Regions from separate parts of the Homo sapiens genome. Here region 2 is linked to region 1. The links are chromatin contacts, found by Hi-C or POLR2A ChIA-PET in ENCODE. All regions are on one chromosome and are shown on one strand. The core of a region is the stretch at or near the end of the contact, and the rest is flanking DNA. Distances in the headings are between cores, read along the strand shown. Region 1 overlaps C1orf116 (chromosome 1 open reading frame 116). Region 2 holds the start of LAMB3 (laminin subunit beta 3).

The links. A loop is a pair of places that touch in the nucleus more often than their neighbours do. ChIA-PET counts read pairs that join two places held with the same protein, here RNA polymerase II (POLR2A). Pooled maps may share reads with other maps.
Region 2: a loop to region 1 is called in a map of PC-9, with 29 times the contacts of the local background. The contact joins the promoter of LAMB3 here to the enhancer-like site in region 1. A Hi-C loop is called at or near these places in 2 of 168 maps with a recorded cell type or tissue (PC-9 and mammary epithelial cell) and 1 of 50 pooled maps. POLR2A ChIA-PET finds 5 or more read pairs at or near these places in 1 of 52 experiments (PC-3).

The regions. Positions count from the first base shown.
Region 1 is chr1:207,023,836-207,028,431 of GRCh38, forward strand. It overlaps C1orf116 (chromosome 1 open reading frame 116), which reads right to left. Exons shown (of 4, transcript NM_023938.6): 2 at 3,659-3,844; 3 at 1,052-1,229. The coding sequence starts at 3,763. Among named protein-coding and RNA genes, the nearest start is that of C1orf116, 6.6 kb to the right of the region's middle. Within about 2 kb of position 1,781, at least 13 of the 41 ENCODE cell types and tissues checked have a DNase peak (open chromatin) inside an H3K27ac peak, as active enhancers do; they include PC-3, PC-9 and mammary epithelial cell, where a contact is called at or near this core.
Region 2 is chr1:209,651,175-209,655,770 of GRCh38, forward strand. LAMB3 (laminin subunit beta 3) reads right to left here and starts at 1,251. Exons shown (of 23, transcript NM_000228.3): 1 at 1,195-1,251. RefSeq lists an enhancer at 753-1,952.

The DNA.
Region 1 (4,596 bases), core at 531-3,030:
TTTGACTGAGAATTAATTTTTCATGATGGGCGGCAAGAGAGTGACCCCTGATTGCTCTAAGTTATTGACTTGACCTCTCCCCAGTTTTCTACAGAGGCACCAGGGTTGGAGATAAATTTGGGACAGTTCCTTCTAGCTATTTTGGGCCTCCCAGATAACTGAGCCCAATGCAAGCCTCTGAATAAGTGATTTGCTCTTGATTCAACCAGGCTTCTGCCTTCTACTTGCACTTTCTATGAGCATGTGGATAATTCTGTAATAGCCATAGTGTCCCCACACCAGAAAGTGACTCCTTTCCTTCCAGTGAGCTAGGCAGGTACATCAGGCCCCCTGGGCCAGTGAATCAGCCTCATGGAGCAGGAAAGCCCTACGTCCCCATTTATAGCTCTAGCTCCAGGGAAGGTCTAACTACTTGTTAATAAATATTTGCTAAATGAAACAACACAAAACTGCAGCCCCAATACCAGCGGGACTGTCCTCAGGAGTAAAAGGTTTCTCACACCCTGGGACATGTGGCCCCACAGTCATGGCCACACTTGTGTGTTGTTTTGTTCCCCTTCTGCTGAGCCTGAATACCACTGGCTTTCCACGCTCTCTAACGAGGGCCTTGAGGTACTTCCCACTGCAGCTGGGGAGCCCTTCCTTCTCCTTATCTCTCCTACCCTTGTCCTCTGTGTCACCCAGATTAGCTCTCTAGACTGACTCAGTCTCTCCAGAGCCAACCACCCAGCCCTCCCTGACTCCCTCCCCCGCCTCTGCGGTCATATCTCTTTAGAATTTTTCCACAGGAGAATGGGAGCTGGTCAAACCCCTTTCCCTTCTAGAGCTCTGATACTTCATAGACAGACATAGGAAGCTGGCTTGCCAGGGGTCCCTCCTTCCCTCCAGGGACAAGGCTCTGTTCTAGCCAGGAGAGTGGTGAGGAGTGTGGCTACACCTTCTTCTGCCTGTGACCCTTGGGGTAGAGGGCAGGCGAGGTAGAAAGTGGCCGGAGGGGACATATTGATTTTCTGGGTTTTGCTGGGGTTCCACCCCAGAGGGTCTGCCTTACCCCGGGGAGTGGGTTGGGTTATGGGCAGTGCTCGGAAACCTCTGGGAGTTGTGGCTGGCTCAGACTCGTCAGTGGACAGTCCGCTGTCAGCCTCCGTGTCCAGTGAGCCAATGGTCTCCTCCAGGAAGAGCAGACACTCCTTCTCTTCAGTGGACAGGAAGTCGTAGCTGCTATCACTCTGTTGGGTTTGGGGTTGGGGGCGGGGGCGGGGAGGCGGGGGGGAGGGCGAGAAGAAGAACAGGAGAGGGAGAGAGAGCTGTGAGAAAGCGCTCCCTCCGCAGAAACTGGCGGGGCCTGAGAACCACCCTGCAGAGAGGAAGGAATGCTGAAGAGCTGGAAACCTTTCCCTCCTGCTACTCTGCAAAGCTGCTGGAGTTGCCTCCTGAAACTGTAGGCACCAGGGAGGGCAGAGTCTGTCAGGAGGCTGGCCCACTAGCGCCCAGCTCTGGAGCTGGGCAGGCACATGGCAGGGGCCTTTCTTTTGCTCAGTCCTGGCTTGAATGCTTAGGGGCACAGATTAGAAGCAGTCCCAAGTTTCAATGTTTGACAGCCTTTGTCAAACATCTCACTTTGAGCACCTCTGATTTAGCTCCAAATAAGAAGTGCAACATAACAATTTGACCTGAAACTTCAGTGGTATTGCTTTTAACTTTTAAAAGTACTTCTGCATACTTGATCTGGTATGTCAAGGGCAGTATGAGGAAAAGCAGGAAATGAAGCCAGCTATGAGCTGCCAGGCCAGTAGGAACTGTGGCATGACTGGCCACAGATAAATGTACTAAATGATTTGTACTTGACTTTGAAATGCATTCCATACGGGAATTTTTCCCCTTGTACATTTACTTTCTTGATGACATTTGGCTCTGGCTAATGTTCAAGTAAGTGTGCATTTCTAAAGCAAATATTAACTTAAAGGGGGAGGTTGGTGGAGAAACTGGATGGTATGGGAGGAGGGAAAAGCAGCTTAGTATTAAATATTAAGTAGATCTTAAAGTAGATCATATTCATTATGAGAGAGTACATAGAGGTTTTTGGAAGAAAATAATAATGGTCATCTCAGACAGTTACTGTCTATGTTGTATGGGGCTAGAAGTTTGCTGGAATAGTTGCTCTTCCACAGAGGAGGTTGAAGGGAAAACAAAAGGGCAAATTGGAATATAAGAAATTTGGGCCAAGTCTCTTCTTGGCATCTCCAGCCCTTTTCCTAATATTTGGGACACTTCAGAGTTGTATATTCTTCAGGCCCACTCAGATGGCCAGGAAAGATTTTGAGACAGCTCTAAAAATATCCTGGAGGGAGGGGAGAGGGTTGCAGAATAACCCTTCCATTTGCCTCTGGAACTTCCTTTCGCATGTGGGCCTACATGTTAAAGCAAGCCCCAAATATAGCCCCTGGAAGCTCTGAAGCTGACGCCAAGAGTTTCTTGAAGAAAAATATCTTTATTGTCCTCTTCCTCCTAAAATAGCCTTGCCAAGGATAAGCTGACTCTGAGTTTCTCCTTCATGAATGATTCACTTTGAAAACCTTTAATCCCTGTCACATTCTGTGTCCAATGCTATGTGACTATTCACGTTGGCCTCAGCCTAAAAGACATAGAAAGACGTCTCCACAGCCCCATTATCTAGGGTCAAAATGAAATTTGTATGATTGTCTGCACTTTGGATTTGTGCATGTGTGTTTCTTTCTCTACTCTATTTTTACATATCAAAATCCACTGGTTGTCTTAAACATCTTGACATTCAGTAGACACCCTTAAATTTTCAAATACCTCTATAGGATACAATGCAAAAAAGCATAAATTCTCTATGATTCTTATGTATGTGACAAGCATGAACAACAAATGTTTGCGTCTGGATGCAGCACAGATTTACTCTTTCACACCAGCCTCACAACAACTGAGATTTAAATTCATGCCCAGAAAAATTACAGTTTATTAAATGCCACTCACAAGTAGCTAAACACAGTGACTTTGGAAGATTCTCAGTCTCTGCTCCTAGAAAGGCTGATTCTTTTCTATATAGAGGCATATGCTAGGTGCTTTACCTGTATCACATTTACTCCCCACAAATTGAATTGGGTATGAACACTAAGTATCCCATTTGAAAACTGAGGAGGCTAAAGCTTAGAGAAATTAAGTAATTTGCCCAAGGTCATACAGCTTATAAGTAGAGAACTTAAATCTGTTTGGTTCCAGAACCTAGGCTCCTAATTACCTATTTTCTTTGATCTTTGTAAGAGACTAAAGTAATGCTGCTCATTGCAGAGAACTTCAATAATCCATGTGCTACAAGAATCTATGTTCTGGTTTCCACCATGACCTCAGATTACAGGCCTACTCTCTCTGCTCAACCCAACCCCCAACCTAATGAAAATCGGCGGAAAAAGTCTCATTTGCCCAGTTGCTCTCTAAGGTCGTCCCATCCTATTCTCTATAGAGCCAGGGCTGACTCAGGCAGAAAGCACCCACTGGTGTTGTGAATCACTCCCCAACAATGAAAGAGAAGGTGCAGTGAGCCAGGATGGGTGGCAGGAAAGGATAGGGCAGGGCAGGGCAGGGCAGGTGTGCAGAGAGCAGACCAGGTTGCGGGAGGGAGAGTATTACGTACAGATCCAGAGCGGGTGGAGGTGCTGCTCATCATGCTGTCACAGCTGCCGACACGGGTCACGGGTTCTGAGCCAGTCCCCGCTGGCCACAGCTCCCTCTCGGGCATCACCCGAAACAAGGTGCAGGGATGGCAAAGGGGGCTTCTAGAGGGGAAGCGAGGGGAAGTGAACAATGTCCCAAGCCGGGCCTGAAAAGAGAAGAATCAAAGCCACACATGAGCCGAGGCTTCGGCAAGGCTCTGCCCAGGCCCTGGGCGGCATGGCGGGAAGGACACCAAGCAAGCAGAGAGCTGGAAGGGGGGCATGAACAGCCACTGCCCGACACCCCCGGCCTGCATGGAAGGACCCTGAAGCTGGCTTAAATACATGCAGAAGGACAGACTTAGTTGGTGGAGAGGCAGTCTAGTCAGAAAGAAGCTTCTACTACTTCTCTTACATTTTTCTCTGAACCAAGGAGCTTAATCTACATTTTCATTACTATAAGCAATAAATATTACAGGCGTCAATACCTTGGGTTCTGGAGTTAGTTGGGTCTGGGCTCAAATCCCAGTTTAGCCATTTACAGTTATGTGACTTGGGGCAAATTACTCTGAGTCTGTTTTTCCTCATTAAATAATGTTAGTATAAGGATTAAATGAGAGAACAGTTAGCACAGTTTAGTTGGTAGTAAATACCCTAAGACCTCATGAGTCAATAATTAACTATTATTGTTCTTGTAACAAGAAAAAGACAAGATCTATCTAGGATCAAACTAAATTGAAACAAGAGAAACAGGATCTCAGAAAAGAAGGGTTCTGGTTTGATGGGAGACTGTAGACTTGAGAGAAGAAACAGGTCCCTTAATAATACCTACCTCATGGGGTTATTGTGAGAACGTTTAAAACACTTTGCACAGAGCAAATTGTCACCTGCTATCACAGTCAATATCATCAACATCATC
Region 2 (4,596 bases), core at 1-2,500, 2.6 Mb after region 1:
ATGTGACTCACAGGGTGCCCTGGGAAAATCCCATCCCTTCCCAGACTCCAGCTTCCTCCTCTAAAATGGATGGGAAGGAGTGTGGACCCTGCCCTACCCCACACAGCCGTAAGGACAACGTGGGGAGCAGGAAAAGGCTGGACCCTTTGCAGGAGAAAAGCTGTAGAAAGGGCCAAGACCTAGTTCCAGCCCCAAGAGAGAGGGCTGGCTTTTCTCAGGGCCTAGACCAGCAGCCTCAACCCAGCCCCGCCCAAAGTGAATGAGTCAGAGTGGCTGACGGCCTGGAGGCAAACCTTCTCCTGTCACGGGCATGGCCTCCAATACCATTCAGGGCCACTTTGAGTTTGAGGCTCTGTGCCCACAATTCTGGGATGCAACAGGGAGAGATGTATGGCTGTCTTTAACAAGTGAGTGAGGGTTTCTTCTGAAAGGGAAGCAACCCAAAATGTCTTCAATGATGGGCTGGGGCTCGACAAGAGGGGTGGGGCTGGGAGGCCACAAAGCAGGGATTCTGAAGGAGGCTGGGGAAGGATGCTCGAAAGCCACCGTGGGGTCCCAGAGGCAGGCCTGCCTTGTGGAAACATGCCCCACCCTTGCTCATGCAGTGACCCTTCTGCCTTGAATTGGATGTTCACTCTGTTCCAATGACAGCCACAAACTCTTTTGGCTGGGGTGGAGGGCTGGGGGCTTGGCAAGGCAGGGGCGGGGGGGGAAATTGAGGACATTTCTGGCATCTTTAAATTATAGATCCTAATGCTTCAAAATCATTCCTTCCAATCCCTCTCCTAAAAGAGTCATGGGCCCAGGGAGGGAACATGTGGCCTGGGGTCCCACAGCTAACGATGGCCTAAGAGAGACCCATCTTCTGACTTTCATCCAGTGCTTTCTCAGCTTTCCCACCCCTGACTGAAAATCCCCCTGCAAGTAGGCATTCTGAGCCAGGCCAGCCCACCCTTCTCACTTCTCTTTTGTGCTCAACCCCGGATCTGAACCTGCTTTCTTCTAAGCCACTGAGGTGCTTATCAAATGTGAAAAAGAAATCAAAACTGTAGCAGACATTTTAACCTAGCTCACCTGAGTGAGCTCCCAGGAAGAGGAATAAATCAGGCCCTGAAACCAGGCCCCAGGCATCCAGAGATACAGTCCTCCTCCCGCATCCGGCCCGCACCAGGCAGGTAAAGACAGGTAACATACCTTGCTGTGTGTTCTGCCGTTCTTTCTCCAGATCGCCTGAAAGCTCCTCTTGAATGTGGGGGTCTCCCCTCCCGGCTCCAGGTTTTTAAACAACAGCCTCACCTCTGGAGACTCCCTGGCTGGGTGTAGCCCCACCGCAGGGCGGGTCTCAGGAATCTGGCAGCCGTCACACCCATCTGTCGTCACTGCACCCCCACCTCCCAGGACGGGACTGGGCAAGTGGGTTGGTCGGTCCGTCCCAGAGTTCTTGTAGTGAGCTCCACAATGCCCACCTGCCTGTGGGGGCTGCAAGGGGCCCCTCAAACAGAAAGCACAAGGCACATGTAAGTGATCATCAGAGACCAGAATTCACAGGGTGGGGAAGGGCCCTTGCATTTGTGCCAGGCAATGAACTCAGCATTTTCCCAAAGCCAGCAGGGGTCAGCTTCTTCTTGTGACCTGGACCACCCCAGACAGAAGATCAGGCAGAGAACACAAAGATTAGGGCTTATATAGAGAGTTAAAGCTCCAGACATATCACCGGGCTGGAAGGTGAGAAGACTCAAACATCCAGGACCCTGGAAAGCACCATTCCCCTCCCCAGTGAAAAAAAAAATGAAAAATCCCAGCTTCTTGGGGCATTTGGAGGATCCTTAAAAGGCAAGGTTCATCAGGAAGGATTCAAAGCTCAACTCATCCAAGGAAAGCTTAAGAGAAATGAGCAGAGTAACTAAATGGCTCGCCTCCAGCTCCCTCCACAGGGTTGGCAGGGAGCCCTGGGACAGGTAGCTGCCTGTGAGTCACTCCTCCCACCTGTGGGGAGGGTTAGTCTCCTAGCCCCTCCCTCCCTAGGCAGGAATGCCCGCCTGGAGGGCCAGAAAACAGACCTGACCACAAGTGGTGGAAGGAAAGGCTGAAGCATAGCTTGACTGACAAAGTCAAAACAGACTTTCCCTGGCCTCCTGCCAGGCCTGAGAACACAGCTTCTTTTGTGGGCTCCTTGCTCAGGGATCCTGGGCTTCCAGCCACTGTAAATGGAAGTGGCAGGTCCAAATTGAGAGGCTGGTCTCACAGGACACTCTTTCCCCCAGGTTAGGGTCAGAGAGCTTTTAGGGAAACCTGGAGGGTCAGCCAGTCCATATCTTGGCCCTGGAGAGCCTGCACTGGCACCGTTTTGGAATGCTAGGACCTCAAAGCTACTATTTAAAGGAGCTTCTTAACTACGATTCCACTTTGTTAGTGTCTCCTAAACAGAAAGTTCTCCACCATTGGAGGGTTATGTCCAAGAAATTGGCTTGAAGACCCTTAAGGGGGAAATGTAGAATTTTGTGGATTAAATTGGGCATTTCTAACCCTCAGATTCGAATTAAGCATAAGTTCAGGTAGGCAGAAGAAATAGTGTAATTAGCAAGTGGGCAGTGAGTTGTTGATGTAAGTTGATGCATAATTGATAGTCCAATAAATGTTAGAGTCTTGCCCCCTGTAAGCATTCCAGTGAAATCTAGCTCAACTCAGCAAGTAAGGTCAGTAGAAGCAGTGTCCCTTCAACACAGAGAGACCTCCCTCAAGTCCCCCACCGAGAAAGGTCAGCTCTGACTCTGACACACCTGTGTTTTCAGTTCTCCCACCTGGTGGTCTCTTTCTCTCCACTTCCCCAACTCCCTGAACTCAGAGCGCTCATGAAACTTTCGCCCTCTGCCCATCACCAGAGGATGTGACAAAGAACTCATTAATAATTAACTCAGCAGAAGAGAGCAGGTGTTGCAATCCCAGATCCTCAGAGGAGAAAAGGCAGGGCAGGTGTGCGGTGGGCCTCACCATGAGTAGCTGGGGCCCCTTAAATCCTCCTCCTCCTCCCTTTATCTGAGGCCATGAGCCCAGGTAAATACACATTCGGTGTCTCAGACTTCACAGGCTTGGGCAGGTCCTGGAGTGGTTTGGCTTCGCAGGAGGGACATGCCAATTGCTGTGCTTGGCTCTCCCCTACACTCCCGGCAAAGTCCAGGAAGCTGTTTATGCAGACCCCCAAGAGCAGCCCAGCCAGCCTCACTCCTGAGGGACACTGATCATTTCCAAGTGGGGATCCAGTCCCCCAAGAACTCCAGGGCTCCAGGCACAAGCTCTGGAGCTTCAGAACCCAATTTGTTCAGTCAAGTAGCCTAAAATAGAGCCTGAGGCCAGATCAGGGTCCAGCTAAGATTAAAGGGGTGTGGTACTGTGGCTGGAGCCCCTCAGCCTCCCCTGTGTGCACACCTTTCCTCTCTCCCTGCGCCCATCCTCCTACAACAGAGCACTTATCTGCCCTAGAGCCTTGACTTATTAGAATGTGTGCTCAGGAAAGTGGCTAGTGAAGTCATCCCAGACTTCAGTATCTTTCAAACCTCATCACTCCATCAGCAAATTCGGTCAGCTCTGCCTTCCAATAATAATCAGAATCTACTTCTTCCCTCCTGGCCTGAGCCTCTTTTCCTGGGACGTCTGCAACAGCCTCCTCACTGATATACAGTCAAGTCCCAACACAGCAGGTTATGCACCCCGAGCTCAGAATCTTCACATGCCCCTATCCCACTCAGGGCCAAGGCCAGAGCTTTTTCAGAGTCTAGGGGACCCTACACCACCTTCCTCCCATTACTCTTCACCTCTACTACAATGGCCTCTATCCCTGTCTTAGCTCAGGCTTAGGGCTTTGGCTCCAGCTGCTTCTGCTGCCTGGAACGGTCTTGCCCCTGGATATCTACAAAGCTAACTCTCTGACCTCTTTCAAAGTCTTTGTTCAGATCCTAACTTCTCAATGAGGCCTATCCTAAACACACTATTAAAATTACAGCCAACTTCCCTGCCCCATCCCTGTCCCCCATCCTAACACTCCTAACCCCACCTACCCTATATTTTGGTGAGTTATTTATTTACTTATTTGGTAGGGGGGCATCATGTACCAGCTTCTAACCAACTATATAATTTATCTGCTTATGTTTATTTTCTGTCTCTTCCCAACTAGAATGTAATATCCAAGAAGGCAGAGATTTCTATCTTATTCACTACTGTTTTCCAAGTGCCTGGCACATAGTAGGTGCTCAATACTTGTGGAATGAATGGATCCACACTAAAGTACAAACAATTGATACAGTTCAATGCATCCCCTGTGCCGTTGATGTGTAGTTGCATTCTCAGAGGGGACAATCCAGGCTTTGGGCACTGGGATGGATTACTAATAGTGGAAATTCCTGTATCAGCCAGAGTGCGGAGGTCTTTTTTGAGGCACCTATCTCCAATTACAGAAATGTCACCATATTGACAGAGGCAGTCTCCTTCTTTGCCTGCTTCTCAGTCATTCCTGGCAATGTCTCTGACAGGGTGTGGGGGTGGCATTATAAGCTACTGTGTCTATTATCCATCTGTCAGGCTCAAACCGTCCAAGTCGCT